Regions from separate parts of the Homo sapiens genome. Here region 1 is linked to region 2. The links are chromatin loops, found by intact Hi-C in ENCODE. Cell type or tissue: heart right ventricle. All regions are shown on one strand. Each heading gives the region's core, and the rest is flanking DNA. Links, peaks and the distances in the headings are about the cores only.

Region 1 (10,273 bases), core at 3,411-7,410, 140 kb before region 2:
AGACAGGAGGCTTGAGGCCAGGAGTTCAAGACCAGCCCGGGCAACATATCGAGACCCTGTCTCTAAAAAAATAAAAATTAGCCAGGTATGGTGGCGTGTATCTGTAGTACTAGCCACTCTAGAGGCAGAGTTGGGAGGATGTCTTGAGCCTGGGAAGTCGAGGCTGCAGTGAGGTATGATGGTGCCACTGCATTCCATCCTGGGCAACAGAGCAAGACCTTGTCTCAAAAATAAATAAATAAGGTTGTTGGTTAAAAAAAAAAAAAAAAAAAAAAAGACCAGGCTCTGTGGCTCACACCTGTAATTCCAGCACTTTGGGAGGCCAAGGCGGGTGGATCACAAGATTAGGAGATGGAGACCATCCTGGCTAACACGGTGAAACCCCGTCTCTACTAAAAATACAAAAAAAATTAGCCAGGCATGGTGGCGGGCGCCTGTAGTCCCAGCTACTCGGGAAGCTGAGGCAGGAGAATGGCGTGAACCCAGGAGGCAGAACTTGCAGTGAGCCGAGATCGCGCCACTGCACTCCAGCCTGGGTGACAGAGCAAGACTCTATCTCAAAAAAAAAAAAAAAGGAGGCCAGGTGTGGTGGCTCATGCCTGTAATACCCAGTGCTTTGGGAGAGTGAGGTGGGTGGATTTTGAGGCAAGGAGTTTGAGGTCAGCCTGGCTAACATGGCAAAACCCTCTCTCTATTAAAAATAGAAAAATTAGCTGGTTGTGGTGGTGGACGCCTGTACTCCAGGCTACTAGGGAGGCTGAGGCAGGAGAATCACTTGAACCCAGGAGGCAGAGGTTGCAGTGAGCTGAGATTACACCATTGCACTCCAGCCTGGGTAATAGAGTGAGACTCTGTCTCATAAAAAAATGAGAGAGAGAAAGAGAGACAGGAGAGGAACATTTGGACACAGACAGAGGGGAGAAGGCCACAAGATGATGGAAGAGGCAGTGATTGGAGTGACGTGGCCACAATCCAGCGACCACCAGGGGCCACCAGAAGTTGGAAGAGGCAAGGAAGGAACCTTCCCCAGAGCTTTTGGGGGCAGCACGGCTCTGTTGACACCTTGATTTCAGACTTCTGGCATCCAGAACAGTGAAAGAATAAATTTTAGGGGGCTGGGCGTGGTGGCTGACGCCTGTAATTCCAACACTTTGGGAGGCCAAGGCGGGCGGAGCACCTGAGGTCGGGAGTTTGAGACCAGCCTGACCAACATGGCAAAACCCTGTCTCTACTAAAAATACAAAAATTAGCCGGGCATGGTGTCACATGCCTATAATCCCAGCTACTCAGAAGGCTGAGGCAGAAGAATCGCTTGAGCCTGGGAGGCAGTGGTTGCAGTGACCTAAGATCGCCCCACTGCTCTCCAGCCTGGGCGACAGAGGGAGACTGTGTCTCAAAAAATAAAAGAATAAATTCTTGTTGTTTTAAACCAGCAAGCTGGTGATGATTTGTTATGGCAGCTCCCAAAAATCTAACACAGACAGGAAGCAGTGGGTGGGTGATGACATATTTCAGCTGCCTGTGGGGGCTGAGAAACACAGCACAAGATTTGGGAAAAGGGTTCACATCCGGTGAAGGAGACCTTTCCTTCCTTCCTTTTTTTATTTATTTTTATTTTTTATTTTTTTATTTTTTATTTTTGACAAGGTCTCACTCTGTTGCCCAGGCTGGAGTACAGTGGCTCCATCATAGCTCAGTCCAGCCTCCAGCTCCTAGGCTCAAGGGATCCTCCCAGCTCAGCCTCCCTAGTAGCTGGGACCACAGCCATGCACCACCCCACCCAGCTAGTTGTTTTTTTTTATATATATATTATTTGTAGAGACGGGGTCTCCCTATGTTGCCTAGGCCACCACCCTGGTCCCTTTCTTCCTTAAGAAGAGAGATAATGTTCATGGCTTGCTGGTGACTTTGACTTTAAAAAAATCAAGGCACGAGGCCAGGCGCGGTGGCTCACACTTGTAATCCCAGCACTCCGGGAGGCCAAGGTGGGAGGATCACTTGAGCCCAGGAGTTCGGGACCAGCTTAGGCAAAATGGTAAAACCCTGTCTTTACCAAAAATACAAAAAATAAGCCAGGTGTGGTGGTGCACGCCTGTGGTCCCAGCTACTCTGGAGCCTGAGGCAAGAGAATTGCTTGAACCTGGGAGGCAGAGGATGCAAAGAGCTGAAATCGTGCCACTGCACTCCAGCTTGGGTGACACAGTGAGACCCAGTTTCAAAAAAAAAAAAAAAACAAGGCAAGCTGTGGTGGCTCACACCTGTAATTCCAGCACTTTGGGAGGCCGAAGCGGGAGGATCCGCTTGAGCCCAGAAGGTCAAGGCTGCAGTGAGCCATGATGGTACCACTGCACTCCAGCCTGGACAACAGAGTGAGACTCTGTCTAAAAGAAATAATAATAAAATAAAAATTCAAAATATTTTCAATGGAGAAGTCTGGATTTGAGGCGTCTCTTGAAAAATCCAGCCAGGCATGGTGGCTCATACCTGTAATCCCAGCACTTTGGTAGGCCAAGGAAGGTGGATCACTTGAAATCTGGAGTTCAAGACCAGCCTGACCAACATGGTGAAACCCTGTCTCTACTAAAATACAAAAATATGCCGGATGTGGTGGTGCACGCCTGTACTCCCAGCTACTCGGGAGGATGAGGCAGGAGAATTGCTTGAACCCGAGAGGCAGAGGTGGCAGTGAGCTGAGATTGCGCCACTGCACTCCAGCCTGGGCGGCAAAGCGAGACTCTGTCTCAAAAAAAAAAAAGAGAGAGAGAGAGAAAGAGAGGAGAGGAACATTTAGACACAGAAGGGAAGAGGCCACGAGACATCAGAAGAGGCAGTGATTGGAGCGACCACTGCCTCTTATCTCAGCATGCACTATGCAGTTATTATTACTATAATAGGATAAAAAGACCAAGAAGAAAAAAAAAGATCTGCCTTTATTATTATTATTTTATTTTATTTTTGAGAGGGAGTCTTGCTCTGTCGTCCAGGCTGGAGTGCAATGGCGCGATCTCAGCTCACTGCAACCTCCGCCTCCCAAGTTTAAGCAATTGTCCTGCCTCAGCCTCCCAGGTAGCTGGGATTACAGGCATGTGCCACCACGCCCCGTTAATTGTTTGTATTTTTAGTAGAGATGGGGTTTCACCATGTTGGCCAGGCTGGACTCAAACTCCTGACCTCAGGTGATCCGCCCGCTTCAGCCTCCCAAAGTGCTGGGATGACAGGTGTGAGTCACCGTGCTCGGCCTATTATTCTTATTATTTTTGATAGAGACGGTGTTTCACCATGTTGGCCAGGCTGGTCTCAAACTCCTGGACTCAAGCCATTCACCCATCTTAGCCTCCTAAAGAGCTGGAATTACAGGCACGAGTACATTGATTATACTCCTGGCCTTACAATTGTTTTTAAAGGGTGACCAAGCTGAATTACAAGTGCTGTCCTCAGCTGAGGCCTCTGCATTCTTGGGTGGGTTTTCTTGCTGTCTCAGCGGACGCTCCCTGCTGCGCCTGGCGGGAAGGGGGTGGGGGCAGGGGGGACACTGGGAACCAGGATCTCCACTTGGACCAGAGCAAATGAGAGAATTTTGGGGGAAAAAAAAACAGCTCTGACCTGAAACTTAGCCAGGTCCTCGGGGTTCATGGAAAATAACCCACCCAGCACAGGAATTCTCCTTCCAGGCTGTGTTCAGACTGTTTTCTGTGCTTCTCTTTCAGAAGATCTGGGAGAGTTGGTGTATACATTTATTGAAGCCTTTACTTCATGCCAGGTGCTAGAATGATCTAGAATCTTCACTCCCATGCTTAGAGGTAGGTGCTATTGTCATGTCCACTTTACAAATGAGGCTTGGCCGGGTGCGGTGGCTCACACCTGTCATCCCAGCACTTTGGGAGGCTGAGGTGGGCAGTTCACCTGAAGTCAGGAGTTTGAGACCAGCCTGGGCAACATGGCAAAACCCTGTCTCTACAAAAAATACAAAAATTACCTGGGCACAGTGGTGCATGCCTGTAATCCCAGCTACTCGAGAGGCTGAGGCAAGAGAATTGATTCACCTTGGGAGGTGGATGTTGCAGTGAGCCAAGATTGCACCACTGCACTCCAGCCTGGGCAGTAGAGCAAGACTCTGTCTCAAAAAACAAAAAACAGATGAGGCTCATTGCCTGGAACAGAGGAGCCCAGATTTGAAGATGGGTCTCCTGACTCCAAGGTCAGTGATTCTTTCTGATGGGTGACATCTGCTCATTCACTAATTCATTCAACCTTTCATTCAATAAGCATCCATTGAGCACCTAGTGTATGCCAATTGTGATGCCAAAAAATACAGATGTAGTCCCTGCCATCCTGAATTCAAATATTTTTTAAATTTTTAACTTTTTTTTTCCTTTTTATTAAGGCAGGGTCTCAGTCTGTTACTGGGGCTGGAATGCAGTGGCGTGATCTTGGCTCACTACTGTCTCAACCTCCCCAGGCGCAAGCAGTCCGCCCACCTCAGCCTCCTGAATAGCTGGGACTACAGGCATGTGCCCCCATCATGACCAGCTAACCTTTTTTTTTTTTTTTTTTTTGAGAAGGAGTCTCGCTCTGTCGCTCAGGCTGGAGTACAGTGGGAGCACTGCACTTTGGGAGTGCCTGACCCATGACCAGCTAAGTTTTAGATTTTTTGTAGAGATGGGGTTTCACCATGTTTCCCAGGCTAGTCTCAAACTCCTGGGCTTAAGTGATCATCCCGCCTTGACCTCCCAAAGTGCTGGGATTACAGGTGTATGCTACTGGGCACTGGCCTATTATTATTTTAAGCTATCTGAGTCCTTTCTACATTGGTTTGTTCACTGTGTGTCTTCAGTGCTTGGTATGTAACAGGAGCTCAATAAAGATCCACAGAGTCTTTGTTAAAGCCTCAATGAAATGAGCAAATCCTGATGTCTGGAGTCTGGATACCTGGGCACCTGCCCCAGCTCTGTGTCTCAGTAGCTGTGGGAGCTTGAGCTCGTTGCTGGGCCTCAGTATATTTTAGTCTTATCTGTAAAATTGGTTAAAGAAGTATTTTCACACAAGGACACAAAGAAATCAGAACCCTCATACACCACTGGTGGGAATGTCAGCTGGGGCAACAGCTTTGGAGAACAGTCTGAGAGCTTCTCAAGAGGTTACACATAGGGCCGGGTGCGGTGGCTCACGGCCTGTAATCCCAGCACTTTGGGAGGCCAAAGTGGGTGGATCACCTGAGGTCAAGAGTTGGAGACCAGCCTGGCCAACATGGTGAAACCCTACTAAAACCCTACTAAAAATACAAAAAATTAGCCGGGCGTGGTGGTGAGCACCTGTAATCCCAGCTCCTCAGGAGGCTGAGACAGGAGAATTGCTTGAACCCAGGAGGCAGAGGTTGCAGTGAGGCAAGATCGTGCCACTGCACTCCAGCCTGGGCGACAGAATGAAACTGTCTCAAAAAAAAAAAAAATTACAGAAAGGGCTGGGTACAGTGGTTTATGCTTATAATCCCAGCACTTTGGGAGGCCAAGGCAGGAGGATCATATGAGTCCAGGAGTTCAAGACCAGCGAGAATCCACCTCTACAGGACAAAAAAAAAAAGATTAAAAGTGGAATTACCATATGACCGAGCAATTCCACTCCTAGGTATATACGTACCCAAGAGAAATGAAATCATATGTCCATGCAAAAATGTGTAACTCAAATGGCGTAAGAGCACCGCTAACAATAGTCCATAGGGGCCATCCACTGATGAACGGATAAATAAAATGTGGTCTATCCATACAATGGAATATTATCCAGCCTTTAAAAGGAATGAATGTCGGCCAGGCGTGATGGCTCAAGCCTGTAATCCCAGCACTTTAGGAGGCAAAGGAGGGCGGATCACCTGAGGTCAGGTGTTCAAGACCAGCCTGGCCAACATGGTGAAACTCCTTCTCTACTAAAACCACAAAAATTAGCCAGGCGTGGTGGCGCATACCTCTAGTCCCAGCTACTCAGGAGGCTGAGGCAGGAGAATCGCTTGAACCCAGGAGACAGAGGTTGCAGTGGGCTGAGATAGCGCCACTGCACTCCAGCCTGGGTGACAGAGCAAGACTCTGTCTCAAAAAAATTAAAAAAAGGAATGAATGTCCAGACACGGTGGCTCACGCCTGTAATCCCAGCACTTTGGGAGACTGAGGTAGGAGGATCGTTTGAGCCGAAGAGTTCAAGACAAGCCTGGACAACATGGGAGATTCCATCTCAATTTTAAAAATTAAAACAAAATTTAAAGGAATGATACAGTCACACAGGCTGCAGATGAATCTTACAAACTTTAAGCTATGTGAAATAAGCCAGACACGAAATGACAGATGTTGTATGATTGCACTCATGTGACAGTCCAGACTAGTAGATTCGTAGTTGCTTAGGGGTGAGGCGGCAGGGACGAGGGGATAGGGGAATGATAGCTAAAGGCTGTGGAGCTGCTTTTTGAGGAGATGAGACAGTGTTCCAAAATAGGCTGGGTGATGGTTGTACAATTCTGAATATAGGAAAAACCATTGAATTGTACACTTTCGAGGGGTGAATTCTATACTGTGTAGACTATATCTCAGTAAAGCTGTTTTTAACAAAAAGAAAGAAAAGTTTTTGCCTCTAGGCTGAGAGTGAGGAGAAGCTGCAAGCCAAACCTTGGCCCAAAGCCAGTCATCCATCCACAAGGCTGAGTGTGCAGCCCAGGGGCTCAACCTTAAATTAAGAGTAAACCTGGCTGGGCGCGGCAGCTCATGCCTGTAATCCCAGCACTTTGGGAGGCCAAGGTGGGCGGATTACCTGAGGTTGGGAGTTTACAACCAGCCTGACCAAGATGGAGAAACCTCGTCTCTACTAAAAAAAAAAAAAACAAAATTAGTAGGGCATAGTGGTGCATGCCTGTAATCCCAGCTACTCGGGAGGCTGAGGCAGGAGAATCGCTTGAAACCGGGAGGCAGAGGTTGCAGTGAGCCGAGATCATGCCATTGCACTCCAGCCTGGGCAACAAGAGTGAAACTCTGTCTCAAAAAAAGAAAAAAAAAAAAAAAAGAGTAAACCTGGGGGCTGAGCGGCAGTGCCTCATGCCTGTAATTCCAGCACTTTGGGAGGCCGAGGCGGGTGGATCACTTCAGGTCAGGAGTTTGAGTCCAGTCTGGCCAACATGGTGAAACCTTGTCTCTATTAAAAATACAAAAAAATTAGCTGGGGGTGGTGGCACGCACCTGTAATCCCAGCTACTCAGGAGGCTGAGGTGAGGCACGAGAATCGCTTGAACCCAGGAGGCAGAGGTTGCTGTGAGCCGAGATTGTGCCACTGCACTCCAGCCTGGGCAACAAGAGCAACATACTGTCTAAAAAAAAAAAGAGTAAACCTGGGCCAGATGTATTGGAGGCAATAGGATTGTTTGAGGCCAGGAGTTCAAGACCAGTGTGGGCAACATAGCAAGACCCCATCTCTACAAAAAAAAATTTTAATTACTGGGTCAGGTGATGGACACCTGTAGTCCCAGCTACTCAGGAGGCTGAGGCAGGAGGATCACTTGAATCCAGGATTTCAAGGCTACAGTGAGCTATGATCATACCACCAGGTTGCATCCAACCTGGGCAACAGAGCAAACCCCAAATAAATTCTTTTTAGAAAGAGTAAACTTGGGCCAGGTGTGGTGGCTTACGCTTGTAATTCCAGCACTTTGGGAAGCCGAGGTAGATGGATCACTTGAGGTCAGGAGTTTGAGACCAGCCTGGCCAACATGGTGAAACCCCGTCTCTACTAAAAATACAAAAATTAGCCACTGAGCATGGTGGCACATGCCTGTAATCCCAGCTACTCGGGAGGCTGAGGCATGAGAATCGCTTGAAGCCAGGAGGCGGAGCTTGCAGTGAGCCAGGATCGCGCCACAGCACTCCAGCCCGGGTGACAGAGTGAGACTCCGTATCAAAAAAAAAAAAAAAAAAAAAAAAAAAAGAGTAAACTTGAAAAACAGGAGAGAGAAGATGCCGGAAGAGAAGATGCACCATTGCCCAGGGTGCAGCAGGAAGGTTGAGGTCAGATCCTCCCAGCAACCCAAGCGAACCATCACCCAACTGGAAACCATTTCCTTTGTGGCCATGAAACAATGGGCTACAACTTTCTTTTGTGGCTCAAAACCACAGAGAAGCTTCCTATTGTGGGATTCACCACCACCACCACAGCAGAAGTTTTTTCTCATGGGTTCTGGGAGCAAATACAATGGCTTCTGAAACTGAGGTCTGGCTCTACTTCCTTGAAGACCTCTCCTTTCCTTTCTCTGCATGACAATGCTCCCCAGAGACTCTCTTCTTTCCCCATGCCACCTTTTGTACCCTGGGGTGGCCTTGTCTTAGTTTGGGTTCCGTGGAAGCCACCACTGAAACAAGGATTTAATACAAGTACTTTGTCTGAGAGGTGGTGATGCCAGGAAGCAGCAGTTGGGAAGAGGGGACGTGTATGAGTTTGCTAAGGCTGTCATGACCAAGCACCACAGACAGGGAAGCTTATAAAACAGGGCATTTCACAGTTCCGGAGGGTGTATGTCCAAGAATAAGGTGTCAGCAGGGTTGATTCTTTCTGAGGTCTCTCTCCTTGGCTTAGAGCCAGTTGCCTTGTTTCTGTGTCTTCACATAGTCTTTCTTTAATGCTTGTCTCTGTGTCCATATCACCTCATCTTTTCTTTTTTTTTTTCTTTTTTTGAGACAGAGTCTTCCTCTGTCCCCCAGGTTGGACTGCAGTGGCACAATCTCAGCTCACTGCAATCTCCACCTCCCAGGTTCAAGCAGTTCTCATGCCTCAGCCTCCCAAATAGCTGTGATTACAGGCATGCGCCACCACACCCAGCTAATTTTTGTATTTTGGGTAGATACAGGGTTTCACTACGTTGGCCAGACTGGTCTTGAACTCTTGACTTCAAATGATCCACCTGCCTCAGCTTCCCAAAGTGCTGGGATTACAGGCACGAGCCACTGCACCCAGCCCATACCTCCTCATTTTATAAGGATAGTGGTCATTTGGATTAGGGTCCATCCTAATGACCTTGTTTTAATTTGTTCTTTATTTTTTCAATTTATTTTTATTTTGAGGGGAGGGGATGGAGTCTTGTTCTATCACCCAGGCTGGAGTACAGTGGCCTGATCACAGCTCACTGCAACATGGAGCTCCTGGGATTAGGCGATCCTCCCACCGCAGCCTCCTGAATAGCTGGGACTACAGGCTGATTTTTAATTTTTTTTTTTTTTTTGGAGACGAGGTTTCTTTTTCTCTTTTTCTTTTTTTTTTTTTGAGACAGAGCCTTGTTCTGTTGCCCAGGCTGTAGTGCAGCAGTGTGAACACGGCTCACTGCAGCCTTTATCTCACAGGGTCAAGGAATGTGGCGCCTCAGCACTAACTTCCCCTCCTCTGTGTTCCTTGGAGATTTCTCTTACTTTTTTGTGAACTTAGCTGATAACTTAAAAGCATGTTTGCTGTATTTCATTCAGCGTTTTTGTTGCTATTGTCTTTTACTCTGTCACCCAGGCTGGAGGGCAGTGGCACAATCATAGCTCACTGCAGCCTCAAATTCCTGGGCTCAAGCGAACCTCCCTTGTCAGCCTCCCAAGTAGCAGGGACCACAGATATGCGCCACTACACCTGGCTAATTCTTTATTTTTTTTATAGACAGGGTCTCACTATGTTGCCCAGGCTGGTCTCAAACTCCTGACCTCAAGCCATTCCTCCCGCCTCACCCTCTGGAGGCACTGGGATCACAGGTGTGAGCCACCACACTCAGCCTTGCCCAGCTCATGTACAGGTTTTTTGTGGTTTTTGCTTGTTTGTTTGTTTTTGAGACAGAGTCTCGGTCTGTCGCCCAGGCTGGAGTGCAGTAGCACCATCTCAGCTCGGTACAACCTCCACCTCTCAGGTTCAATTCAAATGAATTCTGAATGTGCAGGGCTGGGCAGGGCATTCATGCACAATCTAGAAATTTCATGCACAATCTGGAAAAGTTAGGGCGAGAAGGGTTGGAGAGAGGAGGAGGCATGTGGAAACTGGAAGATTCAGCGATTAACAAAATTGCCTGGCTGGGCACGGAGGCTCACGCCTGTAATCCCAGCACTTTAGGAGGCCGAGGCATGTGGATCACCTGAGGTCGGGAGTTTGAGACCAGCCTGACCAACAGGGAGAAACCCCGTCTCTACTAAAATACAAAATTATCCAAGTGTGGTGGCGCATGCCTGTAATTCCAGCTACTCAGGAGGCTGAGGCAGGAGAATCACTTGAATGCAGGAGA
Region 2 (9,734 bases), core at 1,737-5,736:
CAGCCATACTGCCACGTGTACAGACGAGTGCCGTCCTTTAGGGATGACAGGAGCCTGGTTCCCTGATGATGGCAGAGCCAGATATCAGCACAAACTTATTTAAATGGGAGAGAGAAGGGGAGAACCAATCTCAACTTCTACCTTGTGTAAGCTGCTGGTTTTGGGGGTTTTCTATGACAGATACCAAAATAAACCCTAACTGAACATGTACTCCAGTCCAGGGCCGGCCAATCAATGTGTTCATCACTCTCCCATCCTCGGTGTTTTGGGTACCGCTAAGGAAAGGAGGCGTGCACACCACCTGCCTGCCTGAGGGAGGAGAGAGGGAGGTTGGGTCCCACTGACAGTTGTCCCCAGATACAGCTTTGCCCTTGAATGTGTTAGTTCCGTGAACTTGGGCTTGGGTTTCATCATGTCCCTTTCCACGACTGAACTTAAGTGCAGTTCTTAATCAGAGAGGGGCGTTTTTAGGCAGAGGGAACAGTAAGCTTTAACAGCGTCTGGTGGTGCTTGCCTGTAGTCCCAGCTACTCGGGCGGCTGAGGCAGGAGGATCACTTGAGCCTGGGAGGTTGAGGCTACAGTGAGCCATGGTAGTGTCACTGCACTCCAGCCTGGGTGACAGAATGAGACCCTGTCTTAGAAAGGGGCCAGCTGTTGTGGCTCATGCCTGTAATCCCAGCACTTTGGGAGGCCTAGGCGGGCAAATCACTTGAGTCTAGGAATTTGAGACCAGCCTGGGCAACATTGCGAAACCCCACCTCTACTAAGAAAAAAATAAATTAGCCGGGCATGGTGGTGCCTGCCTGTATCCCCCGCTACTTCGGGGCCTGAAGTGGGAGGATCGCTTGAGCCCAGGAAGTTGCCGTGGTGAGCTACGACTGCGCCACATCACTCCAGCCTAGGGGACGAAGTGAGACCCTGTGTCAACAACAAAAAAAAAGGGGGCCGGGCGCGGTGGCTCATGCCTGTAATCCCAACACTTAGGGAGGCCGAGGTGGGCGGATCACAAGGTCTGGAGATCGAGACCAGGCTAACACGGTGAAACCCCATCTCTACTAAAAATACAAAAAGTTAGCCGGGCATGATGGTGGGCACCTGTAGTCCCAGCTACTCAGGAGGCTGAGTGAGGCAGGAGAATGGCGTGAACGCAGGCGGCAGAGTTCGCAGTGAGCCGAGATCGAGCCACTGCACTCCAGCCTGGGCGACAGAGCGAGACTGTCTCAAAAAAAAAAAAAAAAAAAAAAAAGAAGAGACCAGGCATGGTGGCTCATGTCTGTAGTACCAGCAACATTGGGAGGCCAAGGCAGGTGGGTCACCTGACATCAGGAGTTCAAGACCAGTCTGGCCAACATGGTGAAACCCCATCTCTACTAAAAATACAAGTTAGCCAGGCATGGTGGCGGGCACCTGTAATCCCAGCTACTCTGGAGGCTGTGGCAGGAGACTTACTTGAACCCAGGAGGTGGAGGTTGCAGTGAGCCGAGATCGTGCCATTCCACTCCAGCTTGGACAAGAGTGAAACTCCGTCTCAGAAACAAAATTTTTTTAAAGGGATTTTTGAGTCTAGCCCTGAAATGTCAGGAGTCAGTCCATGCAGCTTGCAGAGCTTCTAAGAACGGCGGGCCTGGGTTTAGATGTGCAGTTAACTGTTCCTAGATGCCCTTGGGGCTGTTTTAATTTTCCAAGTTGGTGGGTTTTCTCTCTTTTTTCTTTTTTGAGATAGAGTCTAACTCTGTCGCCGAGGCTGGAGTGCACTGGCATGATCTCGGCTCACTGCAGCCTCAACCTCCTGGGCTCAAGCAAACTTCCCACCTCAGCCTCCCAAGCCGCTGGGACTACAGGTGCATGCCACCGTGCCCAGGTAATTTTTGTACTTTCGTAGAAATGGGATCTTGCTATGTTACCCAGGCTGGTCTCAAACTCCTGGGCTCAAGCGATCCTCCCACTTCGGCCTCCCAAAGCGCTGGGATTATAGGCATGAGCGACAGCGCCCGGCCGGTTCTTTTATGTGAGCTGAATTGGGAGCAGAGTCCTCTATTTGCATCCTTGACCCCCAAAGACCTGAAGACCTGAAGCAGAACAGGGCTGTTCCACCTCAGCTCTCGTGACATTGGGCCAGGCTGTTGTGTGTGTTGGGGGCTGTCCTGGGCGTAGTAGAACAGTTAACGTCATCCCTGGCCTCCACCCACCAAATGCCAGCAGCTCCCCCTCAGCCTTAACAACAGGAAATGTCTCCAGCTGTTGCCAGTGTCCCTTCGGGGAGGAAGTCACACACACAAAGCCTCTCGCCTGCCTTGAAGCCTCAGGCAGGGAGCAGTTTGCAAGTCAGGTGTCAGCGCCAGGGTTGGCTAAGCGCTGCTGTCACCTTGGCGGTCATTCCTTTCCCGCACACGGGACAGGATGCCTCCACTGGCCGGTTCACTGGGGCAACTGTGGGCGCCGGGAGTGGAGTGGGCCCAGCCCACGCACGGCTGAGCGTCCTGGGATGGGGGGATTGGGCACGTCTCCCTCTCGTCCTGCAAACTGCAGCTCTGAGTGCCCTGGAGAGAAAGCAGGCATGGGGCAGGGGTGCCGCTGTGACAAGGGTTCTGGGAGCCCAGGCTTATCTGTACCCCTGACCCAGGGCCCGTGCCCCCCCCAACCCTGGGGTTGGCGCTCCCTCCCCACAGGAATGACCTGGCTTTGTTCCCGGAGGGGGCCGAGGAGCCATTGCCCTGCCCTGTCACTCCACATCCCCTCCACCCCAGCAACCTGGGCCTCAGTTTCCCCAAGGAAGAGACGGTCCCATCAGGCGGCCTGTGCCGGGGCTCAGAGAGGCCCTGTGCCCACCAGCCACATCCCCATCCTCGTCCCCCCCAGGCAGGTCCAGGGTCCCCTCTATGGGGAGAGCGAGTGGGAGAGGAACGCGGCCTGGTGGGGGCCCAGCAGGCGGGTTCCGGGAGGTGCCTGATCTCCGGGGCTGGGAGAGGCCCCACTCCACATGCCTGGCCCCTGACTCACTGCCCAGCACTGGCTGGATGCCCAGGACAGCCTGAGGCCGGTGGCCTCCGGCCCCGCCCCCATCCCACCCCCGCCCCCGTTTGTTCTCCCTCTGAGAGCTGTGCCTTCAGCCACCGGCTCTTTCCTGAATGATGGAGGCCGGCCAGAGGCTTGCTGATGGCTCAGCCCAGCCCTGCTGAGGTGGGAGTAAGGTTTCAGGCACCAGGACACAGGGTTCCACACTAGTCCCTGCAGCACTGAGGCTCAGCCCCAGGACCATCCATTTTACAGATGGGGAAACTGAGGCACACAGGACAAGGACCACCCTGGAGTCTGAACTTCAGCAGTGAAGCCCCCAAGCCCTCCCTAGGGGCAGGGTGATCTAACTCAGGACCAGGGGCAGCGTGTGTATATCAGTAGCCCCTGGAGGATTATGCTGGCTTCTCAGATGGGAAGCAGCCCCTTTGAGGAGTCCACCCTGTGTCCGAAGCCACCCAGGTGAGAAGAGGCCAAGCCAGGGTGGGCACCCACACCTGCACCTGCTCGAGCTCCAGAGGGCAGCAGTGGGGCAGCCTGAAGCTCTAGCCACTTAGTCATTACGGCAAGAGGTGTGCAGGTCATGAATTCACACCATGGCCAGCCCCCTGCTCGTAACTGGTGTTTCTGGGGACGGGAGCCCAGGGGCTATGGAGTCTCGAGGTTGAACCCTTCCTCGGGCCCTAGTGCTCCCTGGGCGGCTTCTCCTGAGGACTAGACTTGGGTACCTTTCCCCAGGACTCCTCAGGCCCTGGCGGGGATAAAGTGCATCCTCAGGCCAGTAGTGGGGGCCACCTAGAGGGGCAGGCAGCTGGGAGCAGCTTGGGATGGCTGAGCCATTTTTTTTTTTTTTTTTTTAGAGACAGGGTCTCACTCTATTGCCTAGGCTGGAGTGCAGTGGCGCGATCACAGCCTCACTGCAGCCTCGAATTCATCAGGTCAAACAGTCCTTCTGCCTCAGCCTCCTGAGTAGCTGGGGTCAAGCCTTTCATGCAACCCTCCTCCAGCCTGGCATTCAGTGCCCCTTCCCTGATAGTTCTGGACTAAGAGGTGGTCAAAGTTCTTCCCAGTTTACGGTTAAAAGAAACAGATCGCAGCCGGGCACAGTGGCTCACCCCTGTAATCCCAGCACTTTGGCAGGCTGAGGCAAGCAGATCACGAGGTCAGGAGTTCGAGACCAGCCTGGCCAAGATGGTGAAACTCCCGTCTCTACTAAAAATACAAAAATTAGCTGGGCACGGTGATGGGCACCTGTAATCCCAGCTACTTGGGAGGCTGAGGCAGGAGAATCGCTTGAACCTGTGAGGCGGAGGTTGCAGTGAGCCGAGATCACGCCACTGCACTCTAGCCTGGGTGACAGAGCAAGACTGTCTCAAAAAAAAAAAAAAAAAAAAAAAGAAAGAAAGGAAAAGAAAAGAAACAGATCGCAATGGGGCTTGCCTGTGCATGGGAAGTTTTCAAGGCTGGATTTGAACCCATGGTTGTCGGATCTGAAGTCTCAGTCTCCCTTCTAGGCTGGACAGGATGGGAGAGGCCAGGAAGACCAGTTTTGTGTCATTGGCATGACAGTGTTTGGGTTCCGGAGGGGACCCCCCTGAGGTCTGGGACTACAGCCTCCAGGCAACTCATCTAGGAATGTGGGCCACCCTTGTCGACTCTCATGGTGGCCCCACAACCTCCAGTGGCCTCCCTTTTTTTTTTTTTTTTTTTTGAGATGGAGTCTTGCTCTGTCACCCGGGCTGCAGTGCAGTGATGCGATCGCGGCTCACTGCAACTTCTGCTTCCCGGGTTCAAGTGATTCTCTTCCCTCAGCCTCCTAAGTAGCTGGGACTACAGGCACCTGCCATCACGCCCCGCTAATTTTTGTATTTTTTGTTTTATTTTGTTTTTTTGAGACGGAGTCTCACACTCTCACCTGGGCTGGAGTGCAGTGGCACCATCTCGGCTCACTGCAAGCTCTGCCTCCCGGGTTTACACCATTCTCCTGCCTCAGCCTCCTGAGTAGCTGGGACTACAGGCTCCTGCCACCATGCCCGGCTAATTTTTTGTATTTTTAATAGAGACGGGTTTCACCGTATTAGCCAGGATGGTCTCGATCTCCTGACCTTGTGATCTGCCGCCTCAGCCTCCCAAAGTGCTGGGATTACAGGCATGAGCCACCACGCCCGGCTAATTTTTGTATTTTTAGTAAAGACGGGATTTCACCATGTTGGCCAGACTGGTCTGGAACTCCTGACCTCAGGTGATCCACCCACCTCGGCCTCCCAAAGTGCTGGGATTACAGCCACTGCACCTGGCTGGCCTCCCATATTTACTTAGAAATGTGGACTGGGCCAGGTGCTGTGGCTCACGCCTGTAATCCCAGCACTTTAGGAGGCCAAGGCAGGAAGATTGCTTGAACCGAGGAGTTCAAGACCAGCCTGGACAACACAGTGAGACTCCTGTCTCTACAAAAAAAAACTAAAAAATTAGCCAGGCATGGTGGCGTGCACTCGTAGTCCTGGCTACTTGGGAGGCTGAGGTGGGAGGATTGCCTCAACCCTGGGAGGTCAAGGCTGCAGTGAGCTAGGATTGCACCACTGCGCTCCAGCCTGGGTGACAAAGCAAGACCCTGTCTCAAAAAAAAAGAGGGGGGAGCGGGGGGAAGAAAGAATGAAGGAAGGAAGGAAGGAAGGGGAAGGGAAGGAAGGAAGAAAGGAAGGAAAAGGAGAAAGAGGAGAGGGAGAGGAGAAGCCGGTGTGGTGGCTCACGCCTGTAATCCCAACGCTTCTGGAGGCCGAGGTGGGGCAGATTGCTTGAGGTCAGGAGTTCAAGACCAGCTCAGCCAACATGGTGAAACCCTATCTTTACTAAACACACAAAAACTAGCCAGGCGTGGTGGTGCGTGCTTGTAATCCCAGCTACTCAGGAGGCTAAGAGAATCGTTTGAACCCAGGAGGTGGTGGTTGCCTTGAGCTGAGATCGCACCACTACACTCCAGCCTGGGCGACAGAGCGAGACTCCGTCTCAAAAAAAAAAGAGAGAGAAACAAAGGAAGAAAGAAGGAAGGAAGGGAGGGAGGGAGGAAGGAAGGAGAGAGAGAAAGGAAATGAAGGAAGAAAGAAAAGAAAAGAGAAATGAGTACTGTAAGCCTGTGGCCCGCCAGACCCTCCTTCATGGAGCCACACCCCAGTGGAGGCCACTGTGTCAGTTTTTCTGTAGACGGGTGGCAGAGCCAGGGCTTTAATCTGAGCTGAGTGTGTTCAGAGCTTGTGCTCTTAATCCTGACCCACAAATGAACGCTGTGGGGTGGTGGGGGGTGACGCTCTGTGGCTCTGTGGGAGGCCCAGGGAGGAGGTGTCATTTGTCCCAGACTTGAGCCCCCAGGGGATAAAGGTGTGGAGACTGTGAGCCAGGCAGGGGAAACAGCAAGGCTGGCATGGAGGAGACCAAGGGGGATGGCAGGAGGGCAGGGGTCCTTGATCACGCCAGGCCTGCAGTCCACAGGGCAATGTGGGGAGGATTTTCCAATTCCAAGACAAGCCCCAGCTCTGGGAGAAGGGAACCTGACATGGCCCCTTGACACAGTGGCCCCGCCTGTCTAGGTGGCTGATGTCACTATTTACTCCCAAGCTCCCCGCTCCCCATCCCAGGAACAGCCCCAGAGCAGCCCAGCCCAGGGGAGGGACGGCTCCGGATGGAGCAGAAAGTTGCCAGGAAACCCCAGCGGCCATGCTCAGTGGGGTGATGGGGACCAGGGACTCCCACTCAGAACCCTCCGTGGCTTTTTTATTCCTTCATCATCACGGAAAATCACTGCCTGCAAGGGAGGAGGGTGCTGACCCCAGACTGGGGAGCGGGGAGGGGATTAGGCCAGGGCCAGCTGCAGGGCAGGGCAGCCTGCACCCCTCTCCCCACCTCCCTCTGGCAGCCGCGGCTCAGCCCAGAGGCTCCAGGCTGACTCACTGCAGACAGCTGTGGTCTGGGATGCCTCGGGCTGCTGGAAGGGGAACGGCCTGGGGACAGGAGAAGGGGAGGGACAGCAGGGGACACTAGTTGTGGGTGTCAGACTTGCTGGGAGTGGGACAAATTCCTCCCACCTTCCACCCTGTCCTGGCCAGAGCTGTTGAGCCTGCGGAGACAGGACAGGACCACCAGCCTGCAGGGGTGGCGTTCCCCAAGCTGCAGGCTGCCCCCAGCCCTGCAGGACAAGTGGGTGGGTGGGTGGGTGCTGAGCCTATAGACCAGGGAGCCAGCAGCGCATTTTACCAGGGCCCCGTTCTGAGCCAGAGAACTGGAACCGGCGAGGATCAGAATCCAGCCACAGTGACCCGAGCCTCCTATTTCTCTCTGTAAAATGGGTGGCTGTCAACCCTCCCTCCCTTTGGCGACCATCGGGGCAGAACGATGGATTGTCAGGAAACTGAATGTCTGCATGTCTGTGTCACCCTCAAAGCTCTGATACAAGCTCCCAATGCAGCAGCCAAGGCCGAATACCAGAACCTTCCATCACCTCTGGCCTCTCCTCTGGGCCATGCCCCACCCATGCTGTGCTCCCAGTCCCCACCCCTGCCTGGGGATGCACCCCGGTCCTGCCCACCCTCCCGTCTCAGTCTCAGCACCCTCGAGCCGCCACCTCCCAGGCCCTCCCGTTTTCCTGGCCATCTGAGCCCGCTTATCCTGTTTGCCACTTGGTTGAGCACCAATTTCGTCAATCGAGCAATTATCGAGCGCCTGTGTGCAGGCTCCAGGACGCTTCCTGTGTGGGCTGCTCAGTTTTCCCTCCCAGGGGCGTTTTGGAAGCGTCCCAAAACAAAAGGCGGAAGGCAGGAAGGAAGTGCCACCCCGTGGACGCAGGAAAGATGACAGGCCCTGCCTTTGTCTCCGAGCGCCTGCGCAGCCCCATCCTGCCCCACTTCCAGAGCCCCTGGGGAGGGGGAGATTAGCTTTGTCTCCATTGTCAGGTGGGGAAACTGAGGCTCTGAGGTGCCTGTCACCCAGCGAGTCAGTGGCAGAGCCAGGTTATGAACCCAGACGGCCTGGTCAGTCTGCTCTTTTTGGGTTTTTGTTGTGTTTTGTTTTGTTTTTTTGAGACAGAGTTTCCCAGGCTGGAGTGCAATGGTGCAATCTCGGCTCACCGCAACCTCTTCCTCCCAGGTTCAAGCAATTCTCCTACCTCAGCCTCCCGCGTAGCTGGGATTACAGGCATGCGCCGCCACACCCAGCTAATTTTGTATTTTTAGTAGAGATGGGGTTTCTCCATGTTGGTCAGGCTGGTCTCAAACCCCCAACCTCAGGTGATCCGCCCACCTTGGCCTCCCAAAGTGCTGGACTCAAGAGATCTTCCCACCTCAGCCTCCAAGTATCTGGGACTACAGGTGTGCGCCATCGCATCCGGCTGGTAATTTTAAAACTTTTTCTGTTGTTGTTGTCTGTTTTTTTGACGCAGTGTCTCGCTCTGTCAGGCTGGAGTGCAGTGGTGCGATCTTGGCTCAGTGCAACCTCGGCCTCCCGAGTTCAAGCGATTCTCCTGCCTCAGCCTCCCAAGTAGCTGGGATTACAGGCATGCGCCACCACACCCAACTAATTTTTGTATTTTTAGTAGAGGCGGGGTTTTGCCATTTTGGCTAGGCTGGTTTTGAACTCCTGACCTCAGGTGATCCGCCTGCCTCGGCCTCCCAGAGTGCTGGGATTATAGGCATGAGCCACTGAGCCCAGAAATTTAAAAACGTTTTTTAGAGATGGGGTCTTGCTATGTTGCCCAGACTGCTCTTGAACTCCTGGGCTCAAGCAATCCTCCTGCCTCAGCTTCCCAAGGTACTGGGATTACAGGCATGAGCCACGTTTGTGGACCTAACCACCCCAGTGTCGTGTCACCCCTGGGCCAACCCTGTCCCTCCTTCGATCCACCCAGTAAGGCACCATTGCCTGGGCTTCATCAGCCTGTCCCTGTTGGGCTCAGCCCGTGGGAGGCACTGGTGGGAGATAGAGCCTGGAGCGGGGGACAGGCTGGGCTCTTCCCCGCCTCGCTCTGCTGGGGACCATGTCTGCAGCACTTCTTTCCCTCCTATGAGTTTCTGGCTCTCACCAGCTCCCAGGCTCCAGAAACCACATCTTCCTCTCCTGGTTTTGTGGTGGTGGCGCTTTCTGCTGTTGCTTATTTCTGGGTTACCTCACCGTCCCCCTGTTTAATCTTGAACATTTTTTATGGTGCAGTCACCTGCCAGCATACCCGGCTAATTTTTTTGTATTTTTAGTAGACAGGGTTTCACTATGTTGGGCAGGCTGGTCTCGAACTCCTGACCTCATGATCCGCCTGCCTCAGCCTCCCAAAGTGTTGGGATTACAGGCTTGAGCCACCGCACCCTGCTTTTTTTTTTTTTTATTGAGATGGTGTCTCGCTCTGTTGCCCAGCCTGGAGTGCAATGGTGCCGTCATAGCTCACTGCAGCCTCAAAATCTTACCCTTTTTAGTAGAGACATGGTTTCACCATGTTGGCCAGGCTAGTCTCAAACTCCTGACCTCAAGTGATCTGCCTTCCTTGGCCTCCATTTTTAGAATAGATACAAAAAATTGCTACATTTTAGAAGAATATTCTAGAAGAATATTAAACAGAGTATGGGGACAGAAAAGCAACTGGCAGGAAGGAAGTTTTCTTCAGGGGGAGTTTCTCTAATGAAGTAACATTTGGCTTGGTGCGGTGGCTCACACCTGTAATCCTAGCATTTTGGGAGGCCGA

Evidence for each region. Hi-C counts contacts between places; a loop is a spot of excess contacts. Peaks named below come from ENCODE experiments on the same cell type or tissue, not always from the same donor. Only the 100,000 strongest peaks of a DNase experiment are listed, where the experiment ranks them.
Region 1: it touches region 2 in a loop (3-fold over the local background); 19 of 110 quality-filtered maps call a loop at or near these places.

Annotation. Positions count from the first base shown.
Region 1 is chr19:11,277,935-11,288,207 of GRCh38, reverse strand. No RefSeq gene overlaps it. Among named protein-coding and RNA genes, the nearest start is that of TSPAN16, 13 kb to the left of the region's middle. In heart right ventricle, for the core only: no CTCF peak of the experiment used is centred there; no DNase peak of the experiment used is centred there; H3K27ac peaks cover 944 bases.
Region 2 is chr19:11,135,974-11,145,707 of GRCh38, reverse strand. It overlaps SPC24 (SPC24 component of NDC80 kinetochore complex), which reads left to right. Exons shown (of 5, transcript NM_182513.4): 5 at 1-215. Among named protein-coding and RNA genes, the nearest start is that of SPC24, 15 kb to the left of the region's middle. RefSeq lists enhancers at 2,270-3,212, 3,213-4,156, 1,681-4,453. In heart right ventricle, for the core only: a CTCF peak has its summit at 3,502 (motif pointing right); DNase peaks (open chromatin) are centred at 2,187 and 3,047; H3K4me3 peaks cover 994 bases; H3K27ac peaks cover 3,898 bases.